Regions from separate parts of the Homo sapiens genome. Here all the other regions are linked to region 1. Evidence: chromatin contacts called from ENCODE Hi-C or POLR2A ChIA-PET data. All regions are on one chromosome and are shown on one strand. The core of a region is the stretch at or near the end of the contact, and the rest is flanking DNA. Distances in the headings are between cores, read along the strand shown.

Region 1 (2,700 bases), core at 60-2,559:
TTTAGGAGGCTGAGGCGGGTGGATCAGGAAGTCAGGAGATGGAGACCATCCTGGCTAACACAGAGAAACCCCGTCTCTACTAAATATACAAAAAATTAGCCGGGTATGGTGGCGGGCGCCCGTAGTCCCAGCTACTCCAGAGGCTAAGGAAGGAGAATGGCGTGAACCTGGAGGCGGAGCTTGCAGTGAGCCAAGATCGCGCCACTGCACTCCAGCCTGGGCAACAGAGCGAGACTCTGTCTCAAAAAAAAAAAAAAAAAAAAAAAAAAAAATTATTATATGGTCCATCAATTCCCCTGCTAGATTGAAAAGCAGAGACTTAAACAGGTATTTGTCTACCCATGTTCACAGCAGCTTGACTCACAGTACTCTGAAGATGGAAGCAACCCAATGGTCCATCAGCAGACGAGTGGAAGAACAAAATGTGATGTGTATATACCTACAATGGAACACCGTTCAGCCTTAAGAAGAAAAGGAATTTGTCTGGGTGCAGTGGCTCATGCCTGTAATCCCAGAACTTTGGGAGGCAGAAGCAGGTGGATCACCTGAGGTCCAGAGTTCAAGACTAGCCTGGCTAACATGGTGAAACCTCATCTCTACTTTTAGTATTTTTAATTTTTAATACAAAAACTATCTGGGCGTAGTGGTGGGCGCCTGTAATCCCAGCTACTCCAGAGGTCAAGGGAGGAGAATCGCTTGAACCTGGGAGGCGGAGATTGCATGAGCCGAGATCGCACCATTGCACTCCAGCCTGGGCAACAAAAGCAAAACTCCATTTCAAAAAAAAAAAAAAAAGAAAGAAAGAAAGAAAGAAAGAAAAGAAAAGGAATTTTCACACATGCTACAACATGGAGCCCATAACCTTGAGGACATTACGCTAAGTGAATATACCAGTTGCAAAAAGACAAATGCTGTGTGATTCTGCTTACATGAGGTGCCTAGAGTGTCAAAATTATAGAGACAGAAAGTAGAACAGTTGCTGTCTCATTGGGGAAGTGGCTGAGGGAAGTGGAGAACAGAGAGTTGGTTAGTTTTTAACAGGCAGAGAGTTTCAGTGTTGCAAAATGAGAAGTATTCTGGAGGTGGATGGTGGTGATGGTTGTACAATGATGTGAAAGCCCTGAATACCTCTGACATACTTAGAAACCGTTAAGATGGTACATTTTATATTTTTATAATTTCTTTTTAAAAAAAGCTCATCGCTGATACAAAGTATAAAACATCTCTCCCAATACATGCACAAGAAATGACACATGCAGAGTTCATGGACAATTTCCTACGAGGCAAGGGAAGTAAGGCCTGCCCTCTAAATCTGCCTTAGCGTGTGAGCCCACAGCTTTCTGCTGTGGGTTCTGACATTTCTCATCACACCAAGCGTCAGTCCTCTCAGACCCAGATCTGAAAGCGGGGGCTGAAACCTGTGTTACTGCCTTAGCTGTCATCTCCATGGCTGTGTGGGATCCCAGAGCCACAGCCTTCCGTCCTGGCACTGTGTTGATTTTTAAGGCCTTTTCTTTGAGATTTGGGACATTATTGTTTCCTCTTTCCCAGCTCCCCCCTATCAAGCTAGAGCCCTGACCATTAGGCACTCTGGCCAGACCCAGGCTCTCCCTTGGGCTGGGTCACACGCTGTGGTTGGGGAGTTTCTTCTGCAACGAAGGCCTCCCTGGACCCCTGACTCACCACGCATGTGGCCAACCACACCTCTGAGGGCCTGGAGCCCAGACCCTCCAGTGGCAGGGGGTATTGGGTCCATCCACGGAGAGAACCCCTGATGGAAGAGGCGCCTCCCTCCTGGGCCATCCACACTGACAATGCAGCTGCTCCCTGCCCCCACCTCCTCCTCCACTCTCCGCAGGTGTTGGTCCTGCGCACCTCACTAAACTTGCTCAGAGGCAGGTTCCTCAGAGGCTGCTCCACGCATCCAGGACCGGAGGCCTCACCAGGGATCCCTTCTCAGATCCTTACCCTCCCTGCCATCTCTCTTCTGCTCAGGTCCACAGTGGGTCCGTGGCCATGATGACTATGGAGCTTCTCTACTTCAACTTGAATTTGCCCTTCCTTCAACCACTCTGTGTATTTCTACACCAGCATGACACCTTCCCCCCTGCCCCTGCCAGACAGAAAGCTTCAGCTGTAAGGGCAGTGAGGACCAAGACACTCTTGCCTTGTCCGCACCTCTTCACAGGCTCCTTCTTCCCACAGAGGAAGGCTTGGCCCCCACTGAGAGACGCTCCCTTAGGGAACAGGTGCTGTTCTATTTCCATGCCGCATTTGCCCTCACCTTCCCTGGGCCTGGGCTCGGTAGCAAAAGACCACAGAGAGAAATTCCAAAACTGAGAATAAAAACTATAACAGGAAATATTTTTAAACAAATTGTATTTTACCACATCTACATACATACACACAATAACAGAATTACATACTAGATAGATGATAGATACATAGATAGATGATAGATAGATAGATGATAGATAGTAGACACATACATAGGTAATAGATATATAGATACATATATACATAGATGATAGACAGATGATAGATGGATAGATAGATGATGGATGGATAGATAGACAGATGATAGATAATAGATGGATGGATAGATAGCTACATAGATACATACGTAGATAATAGATACACAGATATATGGATGATAGATACATATATACATACATGTATAGATGATACATGATAGATAGA
Region 2 (2,700 bases), core at 87-2,586, 290 kb after region 1:
ACAGCCAGGACTTAGTCAGGAGAGGCTTTGTTTGGAAGGATTGTTGTAAGGCAGGGAGAGGAATGATGGCAGCAAGAGGACCCCGTGACCATAGGTCTGCAAGCACTTCAAACAGAAAAGGCCCTTCTTTTATCCAGTAAGGGGGAGCCACTGGGGCCAGCAGAGTCTTTGGAGGGGACCCTGGACAAACCCGGGAAAATGGCCAGTGGGGTTGAGCAGGACACAGGTCCTGCTGTGTCTAGCTGGTTCCCCAGAGAGATGATAAGGGGTGCGCTCCAGCTTCTCAGGCTCACTCAGGCGTGAGGACGTGGAGCTCAGGGCTCTGCAGGAAGGAGCGACCCAGGTGAGGTGTGGTCAAGATAGAGCAGAGCTGGGCAGCGGGCAGTGGAGCCTCGTGGGCAGCCTGGGGGTGGGGAGGCACAGTGCACTGGGAAGTGGAGAAAGTGTGAGTCCATCAGGCTGGCTGAGAATTGATCACGAACCTATTGTCTGTAAAACTTTTGTTATTTCCTGAGACGTGGTTCACAGCAACCCAGGTGCGAACAGCCTTGTGATTCTAGGGTTCTTTTCTATTTTTTAAGCACTTGCATCTACAAATAAATTTCTGAGTGACTTGTCGTCAGCTGCTTTCCTTGATATGTCTAAAGACAGGGCAGTGACCCGCATCGTCACCCAGAGATTCTGTCTCTGTGCCACATGAAGATTAGGTGCCCGCTTTTGATTGAGGAGCTCCTCTGTTGCTCTCAAAGTATCTTGTAATAATAGCTGAGATGCATGGAGAACCACCTCTCCTTCAGGCGCTGCTCCTCGGCTTCCGTGGACGGGCATGGCTATTTCTCGGAACCCTCTGAGGTTAGAGCTGTCATGGTCTTTCTTCTGAAAGAGGAAACCGAGGCTTGCTGGGGCTCAGTGGCCCTTCTGTGGCTGCACAGCTTTCGGGGTGGGGCCAGGACTGACTGACTCCACACAAAAGTGCTCCCGGCCCATGTCTTTAACTCACACGGCCTCTTGCAAACGTTCCCAAATCTTCCCAGTCGGCTTGCAGAGACTCCTTGCTCCCAGGAGATAACCAGGTAAAGGAGTATGAAAGTTTGGGTACAAACTCATTGCTGCAAATTGAAAACCATGCAAAGGCTGTCTTCCTCTGGGGAGTTCAATGCCTCTCTTTTTCTTATCACTTTACCATTGGTTGGACTTTGATTCCAGGGATCCTACGATTACTCAATACCCTACAGGATATACATGGTTAACCATTTGCATTTGGGCAAATAGGCGTTACTTTTCAATAGGAAGTGGCAATCCAGAACTTGCTTTTGGGCAATTCTAGTAGCTCACCGCTTTTTTCTTAATGACTGCTAGAAGCTGCATCTTATTGACAGATGGTCATCACATTGGTGAGCTGGAGTCATCAGATTGTGGGGCCCGGAGTGAGGCTGAAGGGAGTGGATCAGAGCACTGCCTGAGGTGAGCATGCCAAGGCCCCTGAGACTTTTCTTTCAAAAATGTAACTTCTTTGATCCCCTAGTCTGACAGGAATGGGACTGTTTTACTCATTAATCTTCCAGAATGCTGGCATATTGACCATGTTTATGCTTAACGACACAGACTTCCTTTCCTGAAAGCATTGACTTTATGGTTTTAGGAAGCCCACTTTTCCTCTAAGTGTATAGTAAGGGATTTCATACTCGCTCCCTGCACTGGAGCTTCGGTGATGGTCTGGGTACTTGCTCCTCATACAGGAGATATCCTCAGGGCATCAGTCTGGAGAGGAATGTGATTCTTTATTTGATCAAATACACTGAAAGATTTTGGAAAACAAAAAAATTAAGCTAAGAAATATTTTGGAGGCAGTAAGTCATTTATGCAATGAAGGCTGATGAGTGGGCATCCCGGACAGCCTAAGATTGAGCAGGAAGGAGCTTGTGAGGGGGAGTTAAGAGAAATTGACAAGGTGGAAATTTCAACAAGTCTCAGTTGCAAAGCTCTCATGAGGGCTGCCAATGCCACTGTGATTATGAAGGCAGTATCTTATGACCAGAAAATAATACACAATGATATTAAAGGGAGCCAGGCTAGGTGCAGTGGCTCATACCTGTAATCTCAGCACTTTGGGAGACCAAGCTGGGTGTATCAGCTGAGGTCAGGAGTTCGAGACCAGCCTGGCCAACATGGTAAAATCCCGTCTCTACTAAAAATACAAAAATTAGCCAGGCATTGTGGCATGTGCCTGTAATCCCAGCTACTTGGGAGGCTGAGGCAGGAGAATCACTGGAACTTGGGAGGCGGAGGTTGCAGTGAGCCGAGATCACGCTACTGCACTCCAGCCGGAGATCAGCTCCAAAGTCCACTTAGCAGCAGGACATAGATATTGTAGAGATCAGCTTTATAAAGAAAAACAAAAATGCAAGGCCATAACTAAAGCTATTCTTTAAATGGTTAAAGATGTAATTTCTGCAAATAAAACAGAAAACATAAAAGCAAACTTCCAAAGAAATTAAAGGAACTGAAAAAAAAAAAAAACCAACCCACAGAAGCTTAATAAACAAATCACCGGGGGAAAACAAAAAAAAAATCAAACCTCCTGGTCTCCTCCTTAGCCACTCTCATTCAAAAGCAGAAGGAAGCCAGCCTAGAGTTTCAGCTCCACTGATGCTTATCTAAAAAGGTATAAAATATGGTGGGCCCATGATTCAAATAAAC
Region 3 (2,700 bases), core at 189-2,688, 340 kb before region 1:
AACAGGGGGACTTTGCCAATGTCAGGAGACGTTTGATCATCACGGGGTGGGGGTGGGGATGCGCTAAACAGCCTCAATGCATGGCGCAGCTCCCAAAACAAGAATTAACCGGCCCAAAATGCAGACGGTGCAGAGCCGTGGCCGAGACACCGTCCTCCAGCCCCAGGCTGTGGTGTGGACGTTTCATAATTGATTCAATGATTTCCTTATTGATTGATGCTTACTTCATCTTCAGGTCTTTGTTAAACAGGAAGACCTTCGGCAAACACCGTTTATTTGTACCCCTTTTACGCAGGTATGGCTATTTCTGTTGGAGAGATTTCTGGAAGTAACACTTCTGGGCAAAAGGGTGCATACATTTAACATTCTGATGGTTTTACCAAGGTGCTGAAATGTTGCAGGGATTTACTCTCCTGACACACACCCACGTGCCCTGGGCTTTCTGGATTGGCCTGCAGTGACTGGCAGACAGTGACGGCAGAACACCCTGTGACATCACCCATGCCACGGGGAGCTCACCGTGTCACCTGCTCTGACGTCACCAGTGCCACGGGAGCTCACTGTGTCACCTGCTCTCCTGGTAGCCACGCTCGGCATGCAGAGGTGCTCGGTGACAAGGAGGAATTGCTTTACTGTGTTGTGTGGAAGAATGAAAACAGGCTGAGTGGACAAAGGCGCTGACAGTGGGTTATCACCGAGAGGTCTGTAGAGTGGAATAAAATATCTGCTTACACAGAGGAGAACTGCCTCGGAAATACAACTATGGGACATCTTTATATGAAGTAAAGAATTACTATGAAGATGAATCTGCAGGAAGGAAGAGTGGTTTACGTGATAAAAATCTGGATTAGAAGTTGGATGTAAATGTGTTTAATTAGGTGAATACAACTATGACAATTCATTACAAGATGAATCTCATGGGGATTAGTACTCAGTACTTTAAATACATCAATGTTGATTTTTAAAAATCACCTTAACTCCTTTTTTCTAAGATCACAGTTATACTTCAATTATCTCACATTGTGAAATATGACTGTGGAGTAGGAAGGTACTTTTGATTAGCTTCACTTTCAATCACTGAAGGATTGCAAATGAATGCAAAAGTTCCCTGCAATGGAAGCTGATGTGGGGAAGAAGTTAAATGGGTCCTTCTTTCTTTGGGGTTAAGGCATGCAGAGAGGAAAATCTAGTATTTTTTCCGAAATGAAGTATTTCCTGATTTAACTTTTGCCTTCCCCTCTGGTATGTCTTCTATCTATGAGGTTAGAGTTTAAAAAAAAACAGAATTTAATGTGTTCCTTTCGTTTTCTTGTTAAAATAACCTGAAACACCCTGCTCCAGTTGCTGTCTAAACCGTAAACACCCTGCTCTAGTTGCTGTCTAAACCGGAAACACCCTGCTCTTGCTGCTGTCTGAACCGAAAACACCCTGCTCCAGTTGCTGTCTAAACCGGAAACACCCTGCTCCTGCTGCTGTCTGAACCGGAAACACCCTGCTCCTGCTGCTGTCTGACTCTGAGACAACACGGCCGCGCCAACTCGCTAAGACCGGCCCAGCCCACGGAGTAATCCTCAATACGCTGTCACATACACGAAAAGAAAATCAATCAGTAGTTAAAGTAGATCCTGATTTTAATAGATGTGGAGGTTTCTCAATTTAGGGAGAATTAAATTAGAAGCAGCTTTTCAACGGTTCTGTCCTTAGCTTAGAGACTTTCAAAACTCAGGGAAGTCAGATTGGTTGAAGGATACTACCATTTTGGGTAAAACCAGTGGCTTTTAGAAAACAGCTTATGGTATTTTGGCAGCAACTATGTGTTTTAGAAGCTGTGAAGGGGCCTTTTTTCCTGGAGCTCAGATGGCACTGGTACTATTTCAACCTCTAGGTGAGGTCTGTTTTCAGTGACCTTGGTTGGCATTGGGCCGGAGCAGGAGGGTGGCCCTCCACATCTCCACTGTAGCTTGCGGGGCAGCGCCCTGCACGTTCCCGTGGTGGGGTGTCCCGGGGAATCTTACCCAGCCGGTTGCAGGGGTTCCGTTTGAAGAGAGCTCGCAGCAAACTCTGTGCCTCCCCACTGAGGAACTGCGGCATCCCCAGCTTGGCTCTGAAAAACAAGATCCTATTTTAGGATCTATTTTAGGAGAACAAGGACAAGCTATAAAGAGGGCCCCAGTCAGCATTCAGAGACCTCAATCGCAGTCACCCAGAGCAGCCCGTGCTCTACCACGTGGGTCTTAGGACCCTTTTATGCTTTAAAAGTTACTGAGGACACCAAAGAGCTTATGTTTATGTGGGTTACAGCTGTGATATTTACCACAGTAGAAAGTAAAGTGAGAAATTTGTATAATTTCCATTTCCTAATTCACTTTAATAAATTTTTATTAATAAACATTATTTAATAATAAAATCATTAAAAAACAATAACACTCCCATTAACACAAATAACATTGTTAATGGAAATTATCTATGTTTTCTCAAACATACATATAAAAAAGTCTTTAGTGGCATTGTTCTGCACTTGGGTGCGTCTCTTCCTGGCTCATAGGAGACAGCTGGACCCTGTGCTCGGTCTGTTGCGATGCTATGAAGAAAACCTGCGAGAGGAGGACCTGCAAACCCCGGGAGGGTCTCAGGACCACCGGAGTCCTCAGAGCACACTGAGAACCCCACGCGCAGAGCCTAGTGCTCCCTCCAGAAATT
Region 4 (2,700 bases), core at 198-2,697, 330 kb after region 1:
CTTCCTTCACTGATTTAGCAAATTACATTTCTTCAAGTGTGGAGATGGAGTAGCTGCCCGACTTTTCAGTTCAGCAACTGAATCTGCATCATAGTTGGGTAGGAGGAGGTTCTAGCTTGTTCATTTTGATTTGCCACTCTACAAGGTAAAATCACAGAGGACCACCCTGGTCAACAAAGTATAAGACCACACCTGCAGCAACTGTGCCCATGTTTATGCTCTGATCCTTGTATTGCAGTCTTAAGACTTCTTCTTCTTCCAGAATCCCAAAGTAGGAGTAATTATTATTTAGGTCGCAGGTAGTTCCATAAACACGGGCGTTGAGGACGCTGGCTGTTGTCAGGAATAGGAGTCTCTGGGGTTGAAATCTGGGGGCTCTGCTGCCTGCCCTTTGCCTCGGAGGGTGTGGAAGACCCTCCGATAGGAGCTCCTGAAGGTGGGGCTGGAGAAGCAGTATACCACGGGGTTGAGCACACTGTGCAGGTAGGTGAGGCTGCCCGTGACATCCGAGGTATGAGCCACTGCACAAAGGGCCCTGCAGCTCCCCAGATTCTGGAAGATGTGCATCAGGACTCTGGCCAGGAAGCAGGGCAGAAAGCACAGAGCAAACAGCACCACCACCAAGGTGACCAGTGCCTGGGCCCGCTGAAGCTTGGGCTGTTTCTCAGGCTCCCGGAGTCTTTTCTGGAGAGCCCTGATGATGCCTGCATTGCAGAACACGATGAGGCCAAAGGGGAGGACAAACTGAAGGCAGGAGAGTGCTTCCTGCCAGATGATGCTGAAGGAGCCGTCTGCCCTGGAGTAGAAACTGTGGCACCTGGTGGAGTTCTGGGCGGCCTCAGAGATGAGCAAGCCCGGGCAGGTGAGGGCGACCATCAGGAGCCAGACGAGGCCCGAGACCCCCAGGGCCGCCTGAGGAGACAGCAGGTTGACCTTAAGCCGAGGGTGGACCACACGGAGGTACCGGTCCAAAGCCACGGCGGCCAGGAAGGCCATCCCCACGCTGCGGCTGAGGTCCAGCAGGAAGTGCAGGGCCCAGCAGCCCACACGGCCCAGATGCCAAGCCTGGAGGCTCAGGTAGAAGGCGGCCAGGAAAGGCAGGCACGCAGCCAACAGCAGGTCAGCCAGGGCCAGGTTGAGCAGGTAGACAGCGTACGGCTTCCACACCCTGACCCGGAACAGGAAGGTCCACAGCGCCACCGCGTTGCCCAGCAGACCCAGCCCACACTCCAGCCCCAGCAAGACACCCACAGCTGTGGCCACCACAGTGCTGGGGGCTGAGCAGTTTGGGAATGGCATCACCCGGCCGTGAGGGGCTGCAGGCACAGCTGGAGCAGGTACAGGAGGAACTCTGTGCTCTTTCTTACAAAATGAAAGAAAAGGCCTTTTCCTGCCACAGAGTAGACAAGATCTACATTTGCCCAACAAGAACAGTTCCTCAGCAGAATAGAGTCCACAGCAAACCAAAATTCATTTGGGGAAAGAGGATGAGCAGGGGAGGGAAAAGCCCCTTTGCAGTTGTGTTCTGTTTTCTTCCGCCATAAAAAAGGGGAAATGGTGTTTCGCTTCACATCACCGGGCTGCAAAGCTGAGGAGTAATGTCCTATAACGTCTGGGGGTCCAGGGCTTTGCATCCACAGTCCTGAAAGAAGGAAAAGTCTAATTATGCAAAGACTCCTATGTCTGTATACAATTAAAATAACAATGGAATCAAAAAGATTGTTCTCTACTTTGAATATGTTTCATGGGGAAATTTTCTTCTTCCTTTTCATACATAAAGGACGCTTGCTGGGATCCTTCTGCATGGGGCTTGATTTTACACACTGGTCAGATGTGGTCCCCACACTTAAACTTGAAAGGGGATTTGAGACAACCTGCTCATTCCATAGCTGATGGTTTCACTTGTACTTGTGTTTTGTTAAATACAAATTTATTTTATTTTCTCTGCTGGAGTCTTTCCTACCTAGTACACCACTTGGATTGGGATCTGGACCAGCAGGGCCTGGAGTGGGCCCTGGAAGCATGGAAAAATCAATGGCTTGTAAAAATGCGTAGAATCCACTAGAAAGTTAGGTTCATCAGCCAGGGACATACTCCATATATCCATGTGTCGCTAGTGACAGACAATGCCTGGCACACAGCATTATCAACAAGCATTTCTTTGATGAATAAACGTGTGCAGTCATCATTACCCTCTGATGACCCTAATACATCTCAGTCCTTACCCATCAATGACCCTATTATACTTGGTTCTCACCCAATGTTGACCCTAATTTACCTTGGTCCTTACCCACTATTGACCCTAATTCATCCTGGTCTTCACTCAACGTTGACCCTACTTCATCTTGATCTTTTCCCACTTTTGACCTTACTGCATCTTGGTTCTTACCCACTGATGATCCTAATTTATCTCAGTCCTAACCATTCTTGATCCTACTTCATCTTGATCCTTACCAACTGGTGACCCTACTTCATCATAGGTCTTACCCATATTGACTCTAATTTAAGTTGGTCCTCTCCCACTGTTGACTCTAATTTATCTTGGGTCCATTCAGCCTGGTTTGAATTTTGGAGTTAAGTAAACTTTAGTTATAATTTTTTGTTTCTCCATTTATTAGCAGTGTGGTTTTGGGAAAGCAAATTAACTTCTCTGAACTCCAGGCTCTTCACTTGAGAGGTGAAGATGGTAACACCTTCTTG

The links. A loop is a pair of places that touch in the nucleus more often than their neighbours do. ChIA-PET counts read pairs that join two places held with the same protein, here RNA polymerase II (POLR2A). Pooled maps may share reads with other maps.
Region 2: a map with no recorded cell type shows a loop between it and region 1 (4-fold over the local background). The contact joins the promoter of CCR6 here to the enhancer-like site in region 1. A Hi-C loop is called at or near these places in 9 of 37 single-sample maps with no recorded cell type and 5 of 50 pooled maps.
Region 3: a pooled map shows a loop between it and region 1 (12-fold over the local background). The contact joins two enhancer-like sites. A Hi-C loop is called at or near these places in 6 of 37 single-sample maps with no recorded cell type and 8 of 50 pooled maps. POLR2A ChIA-PET finds 5 or more read pairs at or near these places in 1 of 52 experiments (A673).
Region 4: a loop to region 1 is called in a map with no recorded cell type, with 2.9 times the contacts of the local background. The contact joins the promoter of GPR31 here to the enhancer-like site in region 1. A Hi-C loop is called at or near these places in 11 of 37 single-sample maps with no recorded cell type and 5 of 50 pooled maps. POLR2A ChIA-PET finds 5 or more read pairs at or near these places in 1 of 52 experiments (OCI-LY7).

What each region holds. Positions count from the first base shown.
Region 1 is chr6:166,829,347-166,832,046 of GRCh38, forward strand. It overlaps a transcript of RPS6KA2 not described here. Among named protein-coding and RNA genes, the nearest start is that of RPS6KA2-AS1, 73 kb to the right of the region's middle. Within about 2 kb of position 1,310, at least 2 of the 41 ENCODE cell types and tissues checked have a DNase peak (open chromatin) inside an H3K27ac peak, as active enhancers do.
Region 2 is chr6:167,121,760-167,124,459 of GRCh38, forward strand. It overlaps CCR6 (C-C motif chemokine receptor 6), which reads left to right and starts at 1,337. Exons shown (of 3, transcript NM_031409.4): 1 at 1,337-1,464.
Region 3 is chr6:166,486,818-166,489,517 of GRCh38, forward strand. RPS6KA2 (ribosomal protein S6 kinase A2) reads right to left here. Exons shown (of 21, transcript NM_021135.6): 10 at 2,016-2,104. Among named protein-coding and RNA genes, the nearest start is that of MIR1913, 21 kb to the right of the region's middle. Within about 2 kb of position 1,439, at least 19 of the 41 ENCODE cell types and tissues checked have a DNase peak (open chromatin) inside an H3K27ac peak, as active enhancers do.
Region 4 is chr6:167,156,533-167,159,232 of GRCh38, forward strand. GPR31 (G protein-coupled receptor 31) reads right to left here and starts at 1,448. Exons shown (of 1, transcript NM_005299.3): 1 at 1-1,448. The coding sequence starts at 1,299. The coding sequence ends at 340.